Regions from separate parts of the Homo sapiens genome. Here region 1 is linked to region 2. The links are chromatin loops, found by intact Hi-C in ENCODE. Cell type or tissue: breast epithelium. All regions are shown on one strand. Links, peaks and the distances in the headings refer to the core of each region. The heading gives the core; the rest is flanking DNA.

Evidence for each region. Hi-C counts contacts between places; a loop is a spot of excess contacts. Peaks named below come from ENCODE experiments on the same cell type or tissue, not always from the same donor. Only the 100,000 strongest peaks of a DNase experiment are listed, where the experiment ranks them.
Region 1: it touches region 2 in a loop (17-fold over the local background); 4 of 110 quality-filtered maps call a loop at or near these places.

What each region holds. Positions count from the first base shown.
Region 1 is chr2:234,379,492-234,389,019 of GRCh38, forward strand. No RefSeq gene overlaps it. Among named protein-coding and RNA genes, the nearest start is that of LINC01891, 70 kb to the right of the region's middle. In breast epithelium, for the core only: no CTCF peak of the experiment used is centred there; no DNase peak of the experiment used is centred there.
Region 2 is chr2:234,322,075-234,331,602 of GRCh38, forward strand. It overlaps the pseudogene RPS20P12. Among named protein-coding and RNA genes, the nearest start is that of LINC01891, 130 kb to the right of the region's middle. In breast epithelium, for the core only: no CTCF peak of the experiment used is centred there; DNase peaks (open chromatin) are centred at 2,207 and 4,870; H3K27ac peaks cover 410 bases.

The sequences.
Region 1 (9,528 bases), core at 556-8,555, 57 kb after region 2:
CAGCCTCCTGAACAGCTGGGACTACAGGTGCACACCAACGTGCCCGGCTAGTTTTTGTACTTTTTATAGAGTCGGGATTTTGCCATGTTGCCCAGGCTGGGTTTGAATTCCTGGGCTCAAGCAATCCACCCACCTTGGCCTCCCAAAGTGCTGCGATTACAGGCGTGAGCCACTGCACCTGGCCCAAATCTTTCTAGATGTTTACAATCTCCACCCCACCCCCCAATGTCTTGGCCACAACTTTTTAAAAACATTTTTAAGAGACTCATTCTTAGTCTTTCCAGAGCCTTCATCTTCATTTTCATATAAACGATAGCTCTTTCCTTTTGCACTTACGCTTCATAGAGTCAGCTAGTATTTATTTAAATTACATCACTATAACAACCAATACAACTGGCATAAACGGGCTTGGTGTGGGGGCCAGAGCAACTGCATCTTGGATGCTAATCCACCACGTACTTCTCATTAACCCCAGTTCCAGGAAGGCCTCGGAGATTTCTATGTTATCTACTGTTTTTTACATAAGAACACGTACTTATGGTAAATCCTGCCCTTAAGCAGTTGTCCTACACATTCCTCTGCCTGGGTACATAAGCGGTGGGTCTGGGAGATAATGGTGCGAAGCCATCCACTATCTCATCTTGAGGCCTCCTAGGACATCATGGCTTCTGTTTATAAGTCCCTATAAAATGTTTCTTTCTAAGAAACTGGATTTGTCAGCCTCTTTCTTCGGCCTCTCAGCTTCCTTGGACTTTGGAGGTAGGTTTGCATAGACCTGCTCACTGTCACCTGGGAACCAGCCTGAGTCTTAGGAGGATTTATCAGAGAGCAACCCACTAGCCTCAAAATCTGAGACTGGGCGTGGTGGCTCACGCCTGTAATCCAAGCACTTTGGGAGGCCGAGGCGGGCAGATCACCTGAGGTCAGGAGTTTGAGAACAGCCTGGCCAACACGGTGAAAACCCCATCTCTACTAAAAATACAAAAAAAAAAAAAAAAAATGAGCCGGGCATGGTGGCGGGCACCTGTAATCCCAGCTACTCAGGAGGCTGAGGCAGGAGAATAGCTTGAACCCAGGAGGTGGAGGTTGCAGTGAGCCGAGATCGGACCATTGCACTCCAGCCTGGCCGACAAGAGCAAAACTCCCTCTCTCTGTCTCTCTCTTCCTCTCTCTCTATATATATATATATAAAATATGGCCACACTGAGTCTATTTTGCAGAAGACATGAAGAATATTGGTCAATCCAGCAATGGTGGTTAAGGGAAGGTTGGTTAAGAGGGCTTTAATACACAACAAGGACTTAGAAACACACAAAGCAATATGTGGGTAAAATCTTCCTAGATTTTTACAGTCTCCACTCCACCCTGCAATAACTTGGCAACACCTTCCACACTTGGAAGCCTGAACTGCTTGGGTTCAAATCTCATTTTGCCACTAACAAACTAAGTGAGTTTGAGCAAATTATTCAGGTCTGGTGTTTCCTTATTTTTTCCTTATTTATCACATGGGATAGTAACAGCTTCTAACTTATATGACTGGGTGTGATTAAAGGTACAACCAAACAAATATAAGACTCTCCTCTCTTCTTACCACTTATATTTATAGGATATAGAATCTTCCCAAGAATCAGAGGTGGGTACGATAATATCAATACTTCCATGTCACTACCCCTGGGCTTCACTGGCTGAACTGGGACCTTGGCCTCTCCCAGCAGAGTCTCTTCTAGTTATTGCTGCGAAAGTCCCATGTGTGTCTGAGAACATCTTGGGACTATTCCTGCTTCCCTTTGTTCCTTTTCTCTCTCAGAGGAACCAAAACATTCGGCTCTGGATCTTTGACATGTCAGAACAGCACCTCATTCTGAACAAATCTATGCTGAAAGTTCACCCAGAACCCTGATATATCTCTATTTTTCTCCTTTTCAAAAAGAAAATGAAAACATCTTATAAAATTTTGGAGCCAAATTTTTTTTAGTTAAAAGTATATGTTGGTTCTGACTGCATTAAGTATTATTTTTATCACCATTTAAAATACTTCCTTAGAATCCTAATGCATGGAAATATAGGGATGAATTAATTATTTTCTCTTTTATTCTTTTACTTTCTTTTTTTTTTTGCTATATTAACAGCCTTGCTATTATTCAACACTCTTCTGAAAATCCTAGCCAACTCAATAAGTAACATATAATTACGAAAAAGAAGCCAAAATTATCATTAGTCACAGTTGTGAGGCAATGACAACCAAAAACTATTACAACTAATGAGTACAGCAGGATTGTGTAGAATAAAAATTAAATATAAGTGTATATGTGTATATATGTACATATTTATGTGTGTGTGCATATATACACATACACATATAGTTTTCCTATGTGACAAAAATTACCACCTAAAACATAATATAAAGAGGAATAAAATTGAAACTAACTAAGGCATAACTAAAACAAAATTCTTAGGCCATATTAGAAGAACATAAAACTTTGCCAAGGGATATAAGAAGGAGACTTAGCTATTGCTATAATGAATGTTTCTTTATTATTTTTTTAGAGACAGGGTCTCACTCTGTCGCCCAGGTTGAAATGCACTGGTGCGATAATAGCTCACTACAGCCTTGAACTCCTGAACTCCCAGGTTCAAGCAATCCTTCTGTCTCAGCCTTTTGAGTAGCTGGGACTACATGCATGCACCACCACACCTGGCTAATTTTTAAAACTTTTTTTTATAGATATGGGGGTTTCACTATATTGCCCAGGCTGGTTACAAACTCCTAGGCTCAAGTGATCCTCCCATTTTGGCCTCTGAAAGTGGTTGGATTACAAGCATGAGCCACTGAGCTTAGCCTTATCAGTTTAATATGATTACACTGAAACTATCCCTTTGATTCTTTTTGGAACTTTGAACATAATTTTAAAATTCAACTAGAAAAGTCATTGGGAAAGACTGGACAGGCTGACTCTGAAACCCAAGTCCCCCTGCTGTCCCCACTGCCACTGAGCTGCACTGTGGAGGTGTGTTCTGTTGAAGTAGGTGCAATAACAGCCCAGGGACAGGTAAATAAAATACAACAGAAATCCCCCAAACAGACTCGAGTATCCATCTAGTATTTGATAAAGATGAATTCAAGAACTAAGGTAACATTGGAAGTAAACATGGGTAATTCAGCCATGTGTTCAACTTGACTAGCTGCCATCTTGATTTCTCTAGTGAGATTTTTTTTTGCTGCATTTCACCAGGGGTCTCCTGGTGGTACTCACTCAATGTTTGCAGTATACCATGGTGATTAAGAACTTGGGAGCCTGAGGCCAGGCACGGTGGCTCATGCCTGTTATCCCAACACTGTGGGAGGCCGAGGTGGGCAGATCATCTGAGGTCAGGAGTTCGAGACCAGCCTGGCCAACATGGCGAAACCCCATCTCTACTAAAAATACAAAAATTAGCTGGGCATGGTGGTGGGCACCTGTAATCCCAGCTACTCGGGAGGCTGAAGTAGCAGAATTGCTTGAACCTCAGAGGCAGAGGTTGCAGTGAGTTGAGATTGGGCCACTGCACTCCAGCCTGGATGGCAGAGAGAGACTCTGTCTCAAAAAAAAAAGAAGAAGAAGAAGAAGAACTTGAGAACCTGAAATACTTGGGTTTAAATATCAGTTTGCTGCCATCAAGCTAAGTGACTGAGCAAGTTATTAAGGTCTGGTGTTTCCTTATTTCTCACATGGGATAGTAACAGCTTCTAACTCATACAACTAGGTCTGAACTCATGAACTGTATGAAAATTTTAAAACCAATACTTGTGAAATGCATAGTACTCAATAATTACCATGTAAGAATTACTAAGTGTTTTCATGTCATGATTTCTCTTTTACAAAAATGCAGACTTTACGTAAATTCTCAGAGCGAAATCTCAGTATTCTCAGAACATCTTCTATGGCCCAGTACGTAGGTGCAACCTCTTTTCCTGGACCATACCCTCAATCACATTGCAGGTATAAATTGCCCAGGGGGCAGTTTGAGTCACTTTATTTTAAAATTAGTGCCTGTATATATTTTTTTAAATGTCGATTTCTTCATCAAGTCATTTTTTTGAAAAAGTGGCTATCTTGTGAAAATTGCTACCATAGCAAATATTAATGGTAATTATCCCTGATGTGATTATGTGAGATCCTTACTTTCTTCCTTTATTTTTCTCTAATTTCCCAATATTCTACACTAGAAATGTTTTATTTTAGAGTTAGAAAAAAATATATATTAACAGAAAAACAACAAAGACTTAGGAAGTTTCAACCTATTGGTCTTGGCTGGCTAGGAGTCACTGAGGTTAGAGGCACTTTAACTGCTAACTCAGACTAGCTGATATTTCTTTCTTTCTTATGTTTTAACAAAAATTTAAAAGAAACGGACTCACCAGATGCTCAGACTTAAACTGTGAGAGGCAAAAACACAACAGAATTCCCTAGGGAAACACTGGGTCCCTGAAACCACCATTGCCACATGGCTTACCCTGATAGAGGCAAGTCAGTGTGCAAGGATGAAAGAGCTTGGGTTACGGTTGAGGCTGAGTCCAGGCTGAGCTGGTGATGCCTCAGCGTCCCTTAAGGCAGGACTGGGGCAGGAGTCTAAGAATGAGATTTAGAGGTGTGTTGGGAACAGGCCCCCCAAAATCTGGCCATAAACTGGCCCCAAAACTGGCCATAAACAAAATCTCTGCAGCACTGTGACATGTTCATGACGGCCATGACGCCCATGCTGGAAGGTTGTGGGTTTACCAGAATGAGGGCAAGGAACACCTGGCCCACCCAGGGTGGAAAACTGCTTAAAGGCATTCTTAAGCCACAAACAACAGCATGAGCGATCTGTGCCTTAAGGACATGCCCCTCCTGCAGTTAACTAGCTCAACCTATTCCTGTAATTAGGCCCATCCCTTTGTTTCCCATAAGGGATATTTTTAGTTAATTTAATATCTATAGAAACAATGCTAATGACTGGCTTGCTGTTAATAAATACGTGGGTAAATCTCTGTTCAGGGCTCTCAGCTCTGAAGGCTGTGAGACCCCTGATTTCCCACTTCACGCCTCTATATTTCTGTGTGTGTGCCTTTAATTCCTCTAGCGCAGCTGGGTTAGGGTCTCCCTGACCGAGCTGGTCTCGGCAGAGGTGGGCATAGGAAAACCAGCTCAGATGTCCATTTTGGGATCTCTCCTCATGTCTTTGGAGCTGGCCATTGGGATAGTCCAGGGAGTCCTCCCCAGAAGAATGGCTGGCCCTTTCCTAGTCTCACTGTGCAGACCTCTTGGGAATGTCCTCAGTCTAGTCCAGCGTAACCCCCAGTCAAGAGCTTCAGAGCCTCCTTCTTATGACTTGCGGCATGAATCCTACCTCCAGGAAAGCCTTTCCTCCCTCCAGGAGCCAATTGTGCATGCCATGTTCTGTGGTTATCTCTATCCATGCCTCAGGTCCCTGACATTCAGCCAAAAAGTATCTCCAGCCATGTGCCTTACATGGTTCTGAGCCCTGACTAAGGCAGACCCTGAGAACCAATGGTTGCTGGCAAGAATGGAGATTCATCTACCTTGGCCTCTCAAAGTGCTTAAGAAGAAGGGGAGTGGTGGGTATTTTAAAGATATACTGCCTGGAACCAAGGCAGCTCTAGGGTGGAGCAGCACAAAACATTGTACAACTCAAGAGGACATGATTTCTTCTTTGGTCTGTGGGAATTACACTCCCCTTGTCTGTCAGTTCAGGTCTTCTAAAGAGCAGAAGCCAAGACTAAATTAGACAACTATGTTAGTTTGCTAGGGCTGCCCCAACAAAGTGCTACAGACTGGTTGATTTAAACAACAGCCATGTTAAACAACGTCTCACCGTTCTGGAGGCCAGAAGTCTTAAATCAGGTGTTGGCTCTTTCTGAGGGCTCTCTCCTGTTCTGTGCCTCTCTCCTGGCTTCTCATAGCCTTAGGAGTTCCTTGGCTTGGAGATGACTCTCCCTGTATCTTCACACCATCTTCCCTCTGCACGCATCTGCATCAGTGTCCAAGCATCCTCCTTCTTATTAGGACACCAGTCATACTGGACTAGGGTTCACTCTAATGACCTCATCTTTTTTTTTTTTTTTTTTGAGACAGAGTTTCGCTCTTGTTGCCCAGGCTGGAGTACAATGGCATGATCTCGGCTCACTGTAACCTCTGCCTCCCGGCAGAGTTTCTCCCGGCAAGTGATTCTCCTGTCTCAGCCTCTTGAGTAGCTGGGATTACAGGTGCCTGCCACTATGCCCGGCTAATTTTTGTATTTTTAGTAGAGATGGGGTTTCACCATGTTGGCCAGGCTGGTCTTGAACTCCTGCTCTAAGGGTATCCAAAGTGCTGGGATTACAGGCATGAGCCACCGTGCCCAGTCTGACCTCATCTTAAACTGATCATCTGCAAATGCCCGGTATTAGTCCTGTAGTACCAATTTAGTATATCGGTTTTCATGCTGCTGATAAAGACATACCCAAGACTGGGCAACTTATAAAGAAAAAGAGGTTTAATGGACTCAAAATTCCATGTGGCTGGAGAGGCCTCACAATCACGGTGGAAGGTGAAAGGCACATGGCAGCAGACAAGAGAGAATGAGAGCCAAGTGAAAGAGATTTCCCCTATAAACCCATCAGATCTTGTGAGACTTATTCACTACCATGAGAACAGTATGGGGGGATCTGCCCCCATGATTCAATTACCTCCCACTAGGTCCTTCCAGCAACATGTGGAACTTATGGGGGCTGCAATTCAAGATGAGATTTGGGTGGGGACACAGTCAAACCATATAATACCCTATTTCTAAATAAGGTCACATTCACCAATACTGGGGGTTAGGACTTTGAATTAGTCAGCTTTCTCTAGAGAAACAAAACCAATAGGATATAGGTAGAAAGATCAATCAATAGATAGACAGATAGAGATAAAATAAGGAATTGGCTCACATGATTATGGCGGCTGACAAGTCCCCATATCTGCAGTCAGAAACTTGGAGACCTAGAGGAGCCAACGGTGCAGCTCCAGTTTGAATGCTAGAAGGCTCAAGACCCAGGAGGAGCTTGATGTTGCAGTTTGGGTCTGAAGGCAAGGAAAGAACCAATGTCCCAACGCAAGGCAATCACGAGAAAAGTGTTTCAACTTACTTGAAGGAGGGTTGGCATTTTGGTTCTATTCAGGTCTTCAACTGACTGGAAGAGGCTCACCCACACTGGGGAGGGCCATCTGCTTTCCTGGGTCTCCTGAGTCAAACATGAATCTCATACAGGAACACCCATAATGATGTTTGATCAAATGTCTGGGCATCCGGTGGCCTAGTTAAGTATGAAATTAACCACCACCCTTCAACATCATTTGGGGGGACACAATTCAACCCAAAACAATGTGCTAAAGATTGATTGGGCCAACTGCCTGGGGAGGATGAAAAGAGTGGGGCAGGAGAAGGCAGGGAGAGCCTTCTGGCCTCTAAGCAGGGCTGGCATTAGTGGAAAAAAAGGAAGGAAGGAGGAATGAGTAGGAAGAGCCTGGGACCACAGCACAGCTCTGACAACACATGCCGGGCAGGCCATGGCAGCCCCAGAGCAAAAGTTGGCTCTTCAAGGGCCCTTGGCCTGGGCAGGAGTGGCCGACTGTCATACGCCTGCTGTGCTGGGACCGTGGCTACAGCCAGAGCTGCGTGGTCTCAGCAGGTGCAAGGATGCTGCTGCCAGGGGTCGCCATCCGACTACAGCCCTCATGGCAGGTTCTCTTGAAGGGAGGTCACTTTCCCGGACCTTCAGGGCTCCTGGCTGCCAGCCCCTGGTCACTCCTCCTACTTTAGAGGAGTTCCCAGACCCATGGAAGGCAGGCTTCCTGAAGATTCTGGGAGAATGATAATCTTACATACGTGGAGATTGCTGACAGGAGGAAAAGAACCTGAGTTCTGGAGTCAGACAGCCTGCATCCCAATCTTGACTCCACTGCTTATGAGCTGTGTGTGGCCTTGCTCAAGTCACCAGATTTATTTATTTATTTAAGATGGAGTCTCACTCTGTCGCCCAGACTGGAGTGCAGTGGCGCGATCTCGGCTCACTGCAACCTCCACCTCCCAGGTTCAAGCGATTCTCCTGCCACAGCTACCCAAGTAACTGGGATTACAGGCACATGCCACCATGCCTGGCTAATTTTTGTATTTTTAGTACAGACGGGGTTTTGCCATGTTGGCCAGGCTGGTCTCAAACTCCTGACCTCAGGTGATCCTCCCACCTCAGCCTCCCAGAGTGCTGGGATTACAGGCATGAGCCACTGCACCCAGTCAAGTCACTAAATTTAACAGTGCCTTGGTATCCTCATCTGTGAAAGGGCGACACTAATCAAACCTGTCTCTGAGATTTGTTGGAGAATTAAATAAGGGGAAAGACATGAAGCCCTCAGGACCTAGTGTGGCATAGCCAAACGCTCCATGATGTGGGCTCCATACACACCCTCCTAATACAGTGTTTGTGTAAGTTAGAGTTGCAGCCAAGATTCCCAACTAGAACTATCTCCCTCTCTTCCTTCTCTTAATTGCCTTATAATTTCCATTCTTCCATTTCAAATTCCAACCAGAGAGACACACTGTTTTTGGCCTGCTCCTCTTCTTCTCCTGTGCATAGGTTGTTGGGCCTCTTGGAATGATGACCCCAGTATAAGCAGCTGTGCCAGAGGAGAAAGGGGGCGAGAGGGGCCATGTCATCCACAGGGAGCTACCCCTTCATCTGAGCTGCTGTTTTATGCAGGAGGCACCGCATGCTGGTCGCACCCCTACAGTTCCCCAGATGCTGCTAAGGGATTTTGTTGGCCACCATTGGTCATTGGCCTCACTGGGGACAGACGCCAGTCATTTAACATCAAGTGTGTAGCTTCCCTTATTCCAAACCAGTCTGGCCCTTATGATAGATGCAAATGCTTCCCTGTGAGGAAGGTGGGATGCATACCTGGGGACAGACCCTTCCAGATCAGGTAATTCATCTTACGCAACAAGATCAAGGCGAAGGTTGCCCCTGATACCCTCCCTAGGCTGCCCACTAAACTGATTATGAAGCCAAAACAAACCAGATAAAAAACTCAAACTGCACACAGCCTGAAAACTAGCAATAATGATGAAACAGTTGGTAGAATTTGAAAGATGGTGTATTAGTTTTCACTTGCTATACCAGGTATAAAAAATAAACTAAGCTAAACCCTTCGATCATATGTTCACAGCCAATTAAAGGCTAAAATGTAGACAAGCCCAAGTTATGCAAATGCCAGAGAAAATATCAGAGGAAGAATCTGCTGTCTGGAAGGGAAGCAACGGAATTACGCAATGAAATCACTCAGAAAAAAAATAAGTCATAATTCTTTTGGATTTAAAAAATGGAGCATGGTGCTGGTGCCAAAACAGATATATAGACCAACGGAACAGAACAGAGACCTCAGAAATATCACTACGCTTCTACAACCATCTGATATTTGACAAACCTGACAAAACAAGCAACGGGGAAAGGATTCCCTATTTAATAAA
Region 2 (9,528 bases), core at 1,103-9,102:
AAGAATATCTCTAAATAACAAAAAATGCAGTGTGTAAACCTTATGAGGAATCTAATTTGAAGATACTAGCTATCAAAAGAGATTCTTGAGAACACTGGGGACATTTGATTATGAAATAGGTATAATATTAAAAAGTATTGTAGGCTAGGCGCAGTGGCTCACACCTGTAATCCTAGCACTTTGGGAGGCCAAGGTTGGTGAATCACCTGAGGTCAGGAGTTCGAGACCAGCCTGGCAAACAAGGTGAAACCCCATGTCTACTAAATATGCATAAAAAAAATTAGCCAGGTGTGGTCGTGGGCACCTGTAGTTCCGGCTACTCGGTAGGCTGAGGCAGAAGAATCGCTTGAACACAGTAGGCAGAGGTTGCAGTGAGCCGAGACTGCGCCATTGCACACCAGCCTGGGCGACAAGAGCAAAACTCTGTTTCAAAAAAAAAAAAAAAATTTATTGTTAACTTTTTAAGGTGTGATAATGTCATGGTTGTTATGCTAAAAAGAAAAGTCCTTACCTGTTAGAGCCCTATATACACATATAAAAAATGATTCTTGAGATTTGCTTTAAAATTTTTTAAAATGTAGACTAGGGCAATGTGAGACAAGATTTTTTAAATGGTGATAATCATTGAAGCTGAAACGGGTAATGGGCACATTGATGTATTATAGTTTTTAATTTTGGGGTATGTTTGAAATTTTCTGAAAAAGAAAAAAGTAATAATACAACTGGCTGCAGTTATGAAAATAAAAGTAAATCAATATCAGGATAATCTTGGGTCTCAGTGTGTTAATTCAGGATAATTCAAGATTTTACTGACACTGAAACATTAGATTTAGTGGATTCTTTTTCTCTGTCAACATTACTGTTCGTGATGTTGTTTCATGCGTCAGATGCTAGGGACATATTTTCAGTGTTTATACTGGGAAATGCTAAAATTTTCTTGACTTCCTTTTTATGAATCAAGTTGTTTATCACTAATTGCTCTTTAACTGCCTGTTCAATACATTAAGATCAAGAATCTCTAACTCCTATTTAATTCTAAAGGAATTTTCAGTGATATAAGAAATAAAGAAGCATAGGAGGATTAAAGACTTAAAAATTCAGAGATTATGCAAAATGAACAAAGAAAGCTCACATTTCCAGGTAGCACTGAGAAAGTGTCTTGGAAACAGGATACCATATTTGTTTCTGAGTTTCCTGGTAACCAAGGCTAAAAGCAAAACACAGATGATACCCAGAAAGTAAAATCAGACACATTAACCTGCATTCATAATAAAACTACACTTCTGATGAAATACATCTCTAATGATTATTCTTGGATATGGAGTAGCACTAATATCACCTTCACTTGCTGTTTTATATAAGACATAGGGATGCCATGTAAATAAAAGCTTACCGAATTCATTCTCTATGAAGCTTAAAAATACATTGTTAATTATAAATCAGTAGCATTGGCTCCATGGAAAGTTAAAAAAATATGGTCCAGGCATTTTGTTTTCTGAAGATCTAAGTAAAGTGAATAATATCAAAGAATGGTCAAGCCATGTGTCCTTAGTTAGTCTGTCTGGCACCTCCAGGATTTGGTGAAACCTGGGCAGGGGCTGGAGAAGCAGAGTTGCCCTCTCTCCCAGACTCTCTTATGCCCACACTGACCATTGATCCCCCCACTGTACTTTGGGAAGACACCAATTCTGTTAGACCTTCCCAGGGACCTTACCAAAAAGGTTTCAAAGTCAAGTACTGAGATGTGATGGTCTGAACAGTGTTACACCAGTTTTCTTTTTCTTTTTCTTTTTTCTTATTTTTTTGCTGCAGGACACTTCCGGTTTTGAACACACCAGGTTTTAATTTGAATGTGTGAGAGGCGTAGAGTGTACGATTTCTCCAGTTTGGTTGACCACGGAATCCCTCTTTCTCCCCTGCTTTTAAAAAAATGTGGCATGTTTTATTATCTCTTTCTTTTCAACACATTATTTAGGAAACCCTGGACTATGGAATCAGCTGAAATGAGAGCCATGAGCTTTATATAACACTGAAAGCACCATGGTTCTCTTTCTGTCATTCAGAGCCAAACTTGCAGACTCCCAGATTAATATGGTGGCTCATAGCAGGTGCCTGATTGCCTGATTCATCCGCTCCCATCCTCCCATTAAAACCCCATTGAAGGCACATGCAAAATTGCAAAATTGCAACTGCACCAGAAGCTAAGAATACCAATTAATGCTTGGCCACAGTCTAGGAAGGATTTCTGCCAATAGCAGTGCAGATGAGGACAGATTGAGAAACTCTCATTAGCTGATGCACAATGCGGCTTTGAGGCAGAGCACCGAGGTCAGAAAAGACGGAGCCAAGCCCATCGCAGAGGCACCTCACAAGTGCCCAGGAGAAGCTGAGTACCAAACTCCAAGCAAGATAGAGTTGCATCCCTAGGCAAAGAGGGCCACTTCTTTAACCCCAACCACAACAGTCCTGCTAATCTGTATTTCTTAAAGAGTGCACCCCCCAAGCGAAGCAACCAGAGGTCCTTGGTCATTAAAATACTTTTCTTTTCCAGGCAGAAGGGGCAAGAGGAGACTCCACACTGATAAACACCAGAAATGTGGCTAATGGTCCTCTCTCCTGCTAAAGATCTGAGAATTCTGTCAGCAACAGAGTGAACACTGAGGGGATCGTGGGGCATGTGCTAGACATTTCTATAGCCCAGCTCAAAAGTGTTAGGTGACTACAGAGTGATTCTAAATGCGGTCTAGGGATATCATTTTAGCAGATATGAAGCCAGTCAAGAGATGTCAGGTTTTGGACAGATGGTGAAGAATCTTATAACTTACAGATAATATTAGTACAATTAAAAATAGAATATATATCTTCCAAATTGTAGAAAGAAAGTAAAATGTAGTCTATAGAGCAAAAGACAGAAAATAACAGAAAAATCAAACATCCATTAAAAAGATACAGAGCAGAAAAATAAGATGGCAAAAGTAACAGCAAACATATTTTTTGAGACAGCAAACAAAACAGTTAAAGTCTCCTTTTCAGAGACTCTAAGTCTGGATTGAAAGGGAAATGTAAGTGTGTGTCATTGAGACTGACTGAAAACAAAAGGAAAAAATAGATTTTTTTCTTTTTTTTTGAAACAGTCTTGCTCTGTCTGTCACCGAGGCTGGAGTGCTGTGGCATGATCTTGGCTCACTGCAACTTCCACCTCCCTGGTTCAAGTGATTCTCATGCCTCAGCCTCCCGAGTATCTGGAATTACAGGCTCATGCCACTATGCCCGGGTAATTTTCGTATTTTTAGTAGAAACGTAGTTTCACCATGTTGGCCAGGCTTGTCTCAAACTCCTGGCCTCAAGTGATCTGCCCACCTCGGTCTCCCAAAGTGCTGGGATTACAGGCGTGAACACTGTGTCTGGCCCCAAAATAGATTATTTTAAAAGATGAACAAAGATAAATTAGACATACATAAGTAAAATAAATCAGGAGTTTAAAACATGACATCAGACAAAACAATGTGCAAGAGAAAATAAACAGAAAAGATCGTTTCATGTTAGTAAAAATATAGTCATGATGAAATTACAACATTCATGAATCTTTATGTGCCAAATTATACAGCATTGACATATTTAAAGCAGGTACAGTTTAAAATCTCAGAAGAAATTCACACACACACAAAATTTTGTGGTAGGAAATTTTTAATAGACCAAAAGTTTTCCTTTGCAAGTCAAGGAATGTATAGAAAACTTTAAGAAGCATAGAAAATTTGGATAATAATATGGCCAACTAGGGCATAACCTAAAAACAAATTTAGAGCCTCAAAACAAAAAAAAAATGTACCTTCTTTTCAAGCAACTAAAGAATATTTTCAAAAGTGACTATTAAACAGAGCATAAGAACATCTAGTATTACAAAAAAAAGGCCTCATTGTATAGGATGTTTTATAAACTTTGCAATTAAATTATAAATTATAGCTAAAATTTAAGCAAAACAAAGCAAAAATAATTTGCAAAACTTTAAACACATTCCTAAACAATTCTGACAAGGGAGAAGAGCTTAATTCCTTATGAATGCTAAAGCTCTAAATCTTTGTCGCAATTTCAGTGCCCCAAGACCATTCAATTCCATCCTTAAGGTGGGACAGTGCATTCATGAAAATCATGTTTTCAAGGACTCAGAAATGGCAATGGGAAATGCTGAAATGAAAGCTTAAGCGCAAAAACAGACTATGGAACAATATGGAGCATATACGCCTAATATTTTTTTAAAGGAAATGAACCAAATTGTCAACAGATACTCTGTGAGGCAAAATTATAAGTGATTTTAATTTGCTTCTATTTTGTGTTATTTTCAAATTTGGGGCCATAAATATGTAGTTATACAATAAAGGAACAATAAATATGTTTTAAGAAAAATATTAAAAATTATAATTAAGTCCTTGAATGCACCGGATCGACCTAGGACACCAGGTGCCATGGCTTGGGTGGGGATCAGCTGCCCCATCACTCCAACCATGGAGCCCAGAGCCTGCTCAGGTGTGTCTTGTCGGGTGTCTCGTTCAGGTGCAGCCTGCTTGCCCCTTAAGGGCCCACCTTCTGCTCATTGGTTACTTATAACTTCATCAGTCTGTGACTTTGAAGACTGCTTCCTTCTTAGCAATTCAGACAAAATTAGCATTTCTCTTCTTCCAAACTTGTATCTGGACTGAAACCAAATTAACCTGTGAAGATTTGCAAACAAAGGCCATTTGTTTGGAAATGACCCTGGATGAACTTTTTTTCTTTTATAGACAGGGACTCACTATGTTGCCCAGACTGGTCTTGAATTCCTGGGCTCATATGATCCCACCTCAGCCTCCTGAGTAGCTGGGATTACAGGCATGAGCCATTGCACACAGCATGGTGCTTCAACAGCTCGCAAGCATGTTTCATTGGAGAATCCTGCCTTCTCTCTCTGCCTCCCCCTCCACCCACAATAATGTGAACGGTGCTGGGGTAGAAAAGCCCTGGGTGCAGGCCTGGTGTGGTGGCTCACGCCTGTCATTCCAGCACTTTGGGAGGCCAAGGCCAGTGGATTGCTTGAGGTCGGGAGTTTGAGACTAGCCTGACCAACATGGTAAAACCCCATCTCTACTAAAAATACAAAAAAAAAAAAAAAAGTTGCTGGGTGTGGTGGTCAGTGCCTGTAATCCCAGCTACTTGGGAGGCTGAGGCAGAAGAATCGCTTGAACCTAGGAGGTTCAGGTTGCAGTGAGCCAAGATCATGCCACTGCACTCCAGCCTGAGTGACAGAGTGAGACCGTGTCTCAAAAAAAGGAAAAAAAAAAAAAAAAGGCCCTGGGTGCAGAGTGCAGGAATAAGGATGATGCTAGGGAATGAAGTCACATTCTCCATCCTGTCAACTAAATTAAATGATAAACAGGAGAGAGGAGAGCCTTCCACATGAAGGAAGAGCCTGAGAACAAGAGCACCTGATGCTCAAAGACCATGAGCATGAAGGGCAGGGGGCACGACGAAGCCAGGGGGATGTGGTGTCTCACCACGTGTGGTTTTGGGTCTGTGCAAATGATATGGTCCTTTGACTTAGGGGCAATGAGAACCTACTGAAACATTTTAAGCAAAAGGTGACACGATCGGACAAGGTTAGAAAAATGAACAGATCATCCTGGCTAACACGGTGAAACCCCATCTCTACTAAAAATACAAAAAATTAGCCGGGCGTGGTAGCACATGCTGTAGTCCCAGCTACTCTGGAGGCTGAGGCAGGAGAATGGTTTGAAACCAGGAGGCGGAGGTTGCAGTGAGCAGAGATCATGCCACTGCACTCCAGCCTGGGTGACAGAGCAAGACTCCATCTCAGAAAAAAAAAGAAAAATGAACATGGCTACAGAAGGGATAGCAAATAAGATATAGAGGGGATGAGACTGGAAATGGAGCTGCCAGCGAGGGCACCTGATGGAGTGGTGAAGGTGGCATTAAAGAAAAGTGAACAGATCTAGAAGATAAAGATCATGCAGTGCATCTCAATTGGGGGTGACTGAACCCTCCAGATTCTGGAGAAATTTTTGGTTGTCACAACCAGAGAGAAGTGCTGCTGGCACTTGGTAGGTAGAGGCCAGGGGAGCCGTTCAACACACCTGCAATGCACAGACCATCCCCACCAATTATCAGGACCAAAATCACAATAGTGTTGCCCGTGAGGATCCTTGGAGGTGGAAACTGGATGCCAGGACAGTCCCATTTCCTGGCATGTGTAGAGGGTCAATGATGATGCCAGTCACTGCCAGAGAAGATCAAGTGTGCAAGGAAGGCCACGGGGTATGAGTGTCTCTGATTTTACTCTCATAAAAGCAAGCCTGGGGGAAAATGGTGAAATTGGAAGATGTTGATAAAAGATGTTTTAATAAAGATGCAAAGTCTACATTAAGAAAAATATCGAGCCAGAACTCCTTACACAGGACTTTCCTACCTGTGTGCTGTGTATATTAACAAGTGCGCTCTGGAGGGAGGGGCACTGGGGACCTGCAGAGGGCTGGACTCAGCCGGGGAACCCCCAAGGCAGTGGACCTGGTATTCCAGGAGCTCCTGCAGAGAGCACTATGGGGCTGTTTGCACAGCGGACTGAGGGCCCTCAGGGAAGGCCGGGGAGCCAGGGGGTACCCCTTAGTCCAGGGCCCAGAGGGAAACTGCTGTTTTGAGCACAGTCCGCCCCTCAGCTCAGCCAGAGCCCTGCCGCTGGGACTTGGCCTGCCTCGTGAGGAGAGGTGAGTGCAGGACAGGGACCGGCCTCACCTGCGTCTCTGCAGCGGGGCGCTCCTCTTTCTATCTTTCACCTGGACAACTTGAGCCCAATGTTTGCAGCTCAGGCTCTCTCCTGGGGATCCTTGAACCCACAAAACTGGGGTGGGTGCTCCCTCTGTTTGTGTGAAAGCACAGATTATGCCAATTGATCCTGCTAGGCCCTTAAGGGAGGGACTGCGTTTATTGATCATGAAATCCCCAGAGCCCCCAACAGGGCATTGTCCTGTTAAGGGGTGGCCGCATGGCCCAGAGGCACAGAGCCCTGCTCTGGTGTCTGTGACATCTGCAGGGATGGAGGACATTGTCTTACAGGAGGTCTCAGGCCCAGGCACTGGCAGCCTCAACCCAGGCACTGTAGGCATAGGCTAAGAGCAGCCGACCCCGGGACCCCCTGCAACAACAGCAGCTTCCAGGCTCTGCCCCAGTGACAGCTCACAGCACCGGTCCCAGGAGGAAGGCAGGGAGACAGCAGGTGTAGGTGACACTGAGCCTACATTGTTCTCCACCACTGCTGAGACAACCCTCTTGAAATAGTCGCTGATCCACACACTCCTGTTCCTGACTCACCGCTGTTTGCTCTCGCTGAGGAACAAGTTGGCCAGGAAGCCGCGCAGCAGCCATGGCTTTTAAGGTGGAAAAACACCTGTGGAGCTGGAGGTGGCAATTCACCCAATTTGAATCACTCTAACAAGCCGCAATGTAAAATCCCTCGAAAAGGTGTGTGCTGACTTGGTCAGAGGAGCACAGGAAAAGAATCTCAAAGTGAAAGGACCAGTTGGAATGCCTAGCAAGACTTTGAGAATCACTACAAGAAAAACTCCTTGTGGTGAAGGTTCTACGACATGGGATGGTTTCCAGATGGGAATCCACAAGCGACTCATTGACTTGCACAGTCCTTCTGAGATTGTTAGGCAGATGACTTCCATCAGTAATGAGCCAGGAGTTGAGGTGGAAGTCACCATTGCAGTTGCTTAAGTCAACTATCTTAAATAAATTCATTACCAGTTGTTTAAAAAAAAAAAAAGGAAAAAGAATTAGAGAGACTTCACAATGAGCAAATGAAATTCCTGGAATAGCAGGTGTAGGCAGTACCCTAGGACCACTGCGTGTGACCATTCAACTATTTTCTTGACCCTGGTTTTCCCAAAAAACATGGATCATACCAAAATCACCAGTTAGTCATGCTTCTAAGAAATAATCTCTCCATCAGATAAATTGCAGCCTGTTCATAAGGCTGAGATGGTGCCTACTCACAATAAGAAATTAAGGTTCATTGAATAGGTCCAGTGCTTCTTGGCCCTTCACCCAAGCCCAGAAATTAAGTGTGAATGTTACTTAGTCATCACACATTGATGAGTGACAATTTTTTTTTTTTTTTTGAGACGGAGTCTCACTCTGTTGCCCAGGGAGCAACACCATGCCTGGCTAAACAATATTTTTTTTTATCTTAAATCTTAGACAAGTTTTTCATTTTGTTGTGCGTGTGCATGTGCATGTGTGTGTGTGTGTTGCTGATGTTTTGTTATTTCATTTTACCCTGCAGGTTTGTGGCAGAATCAGCTCAGAGGTCAGGATTCAGGAGAAGGCCCGAATCACTCAGAGTCAGGTCCATAGTCTAAATGGACAACAGTACCAGGTGTCCTGTCCTCCCTGAGTAACTTGATAACAACAGATAAAAAAAGATAAATCTTTTTTTTTTGAGATAGAGTCTCACTCTGCCACCCAGGCTGGAGTGCAGTCTTGGCTCACTACCGCCTCTACCCCCTGGGTTCCAGTGATTCTCGTGCCTCAGCCTCCCTAGTAGCTGGGACCATAGGCATGCGCCACCACGCCAAGCTAATTTTTGTATTTTTAGTAGAGATGGGGTTTTGCCATGTTGGCCAGACTGGTCTTGAACTCCTGGCCTCAAGTAATCCACCCACCTCAGCCTCCCAAAGTGCTGGGATTATAGGCATGAGCCACTGCACCCAGCCTGATAACGCCTTCATTTCTGAAAGACTCAAGACACAGCTTGTTGACCAGCCAGCTTGACATTCTAGACCCTGTGACAGGCTTTTTGCCTGTTTGAGTAGCGTAAATAAATTAACCCGGGGTTTAATCAATCAGTCTCTGAGACTTTTTCATACTTTCCCAACACTGTGCCTTTCCTTATACTGCAGCCTCTTCTGGGAGAGTTTGTAGCCTCTGCGTCTGCGTATCAAGGCCACACCCTCTGGTTCTGACATGGAGATCCTCCATGGAGATTCCAGAGCCTCCTAGGTCAGCACTGCGGGAGGGAGAGAAGTACAGGGGAGGGACAGAGAGAGGTACAGGGGAGGGACAGAGAGAGGTACAGGGGAGGGGCAGAAGGGAGGAGCTGGCTGTGATGCAGTCTCAGGGAAGAAGATGGGGAGTCCTGAAGATGAAATGACCTCCAGAATGTTCCATAGTAAGGGTGCAGTGCACAGAATTGAAGAGAAAAATCTCAGAGACAGAAAAAATGCTGCAAGAAGAAATAGGAGCTGCTCCAGCAAAATGACCTGACCTCGGGTTTGGGCAGTGAAGTTTGAAGGAAACACCCTCCTCTTGCCCTGTGCAATCACGGGACACCTCAATCTGCCCCTCCTGTGTCCCCAGGTTCATTGAATAGTTCCAGTGCTTCTCAGCCCTTCACCCAAGCCCAGGGCCCCTGGGTAGCCTTTGCCTCTTTCCCTCCCTCCCCACGTTCAATGCATCAGTCAGTCTTATTAGCTTTAATTC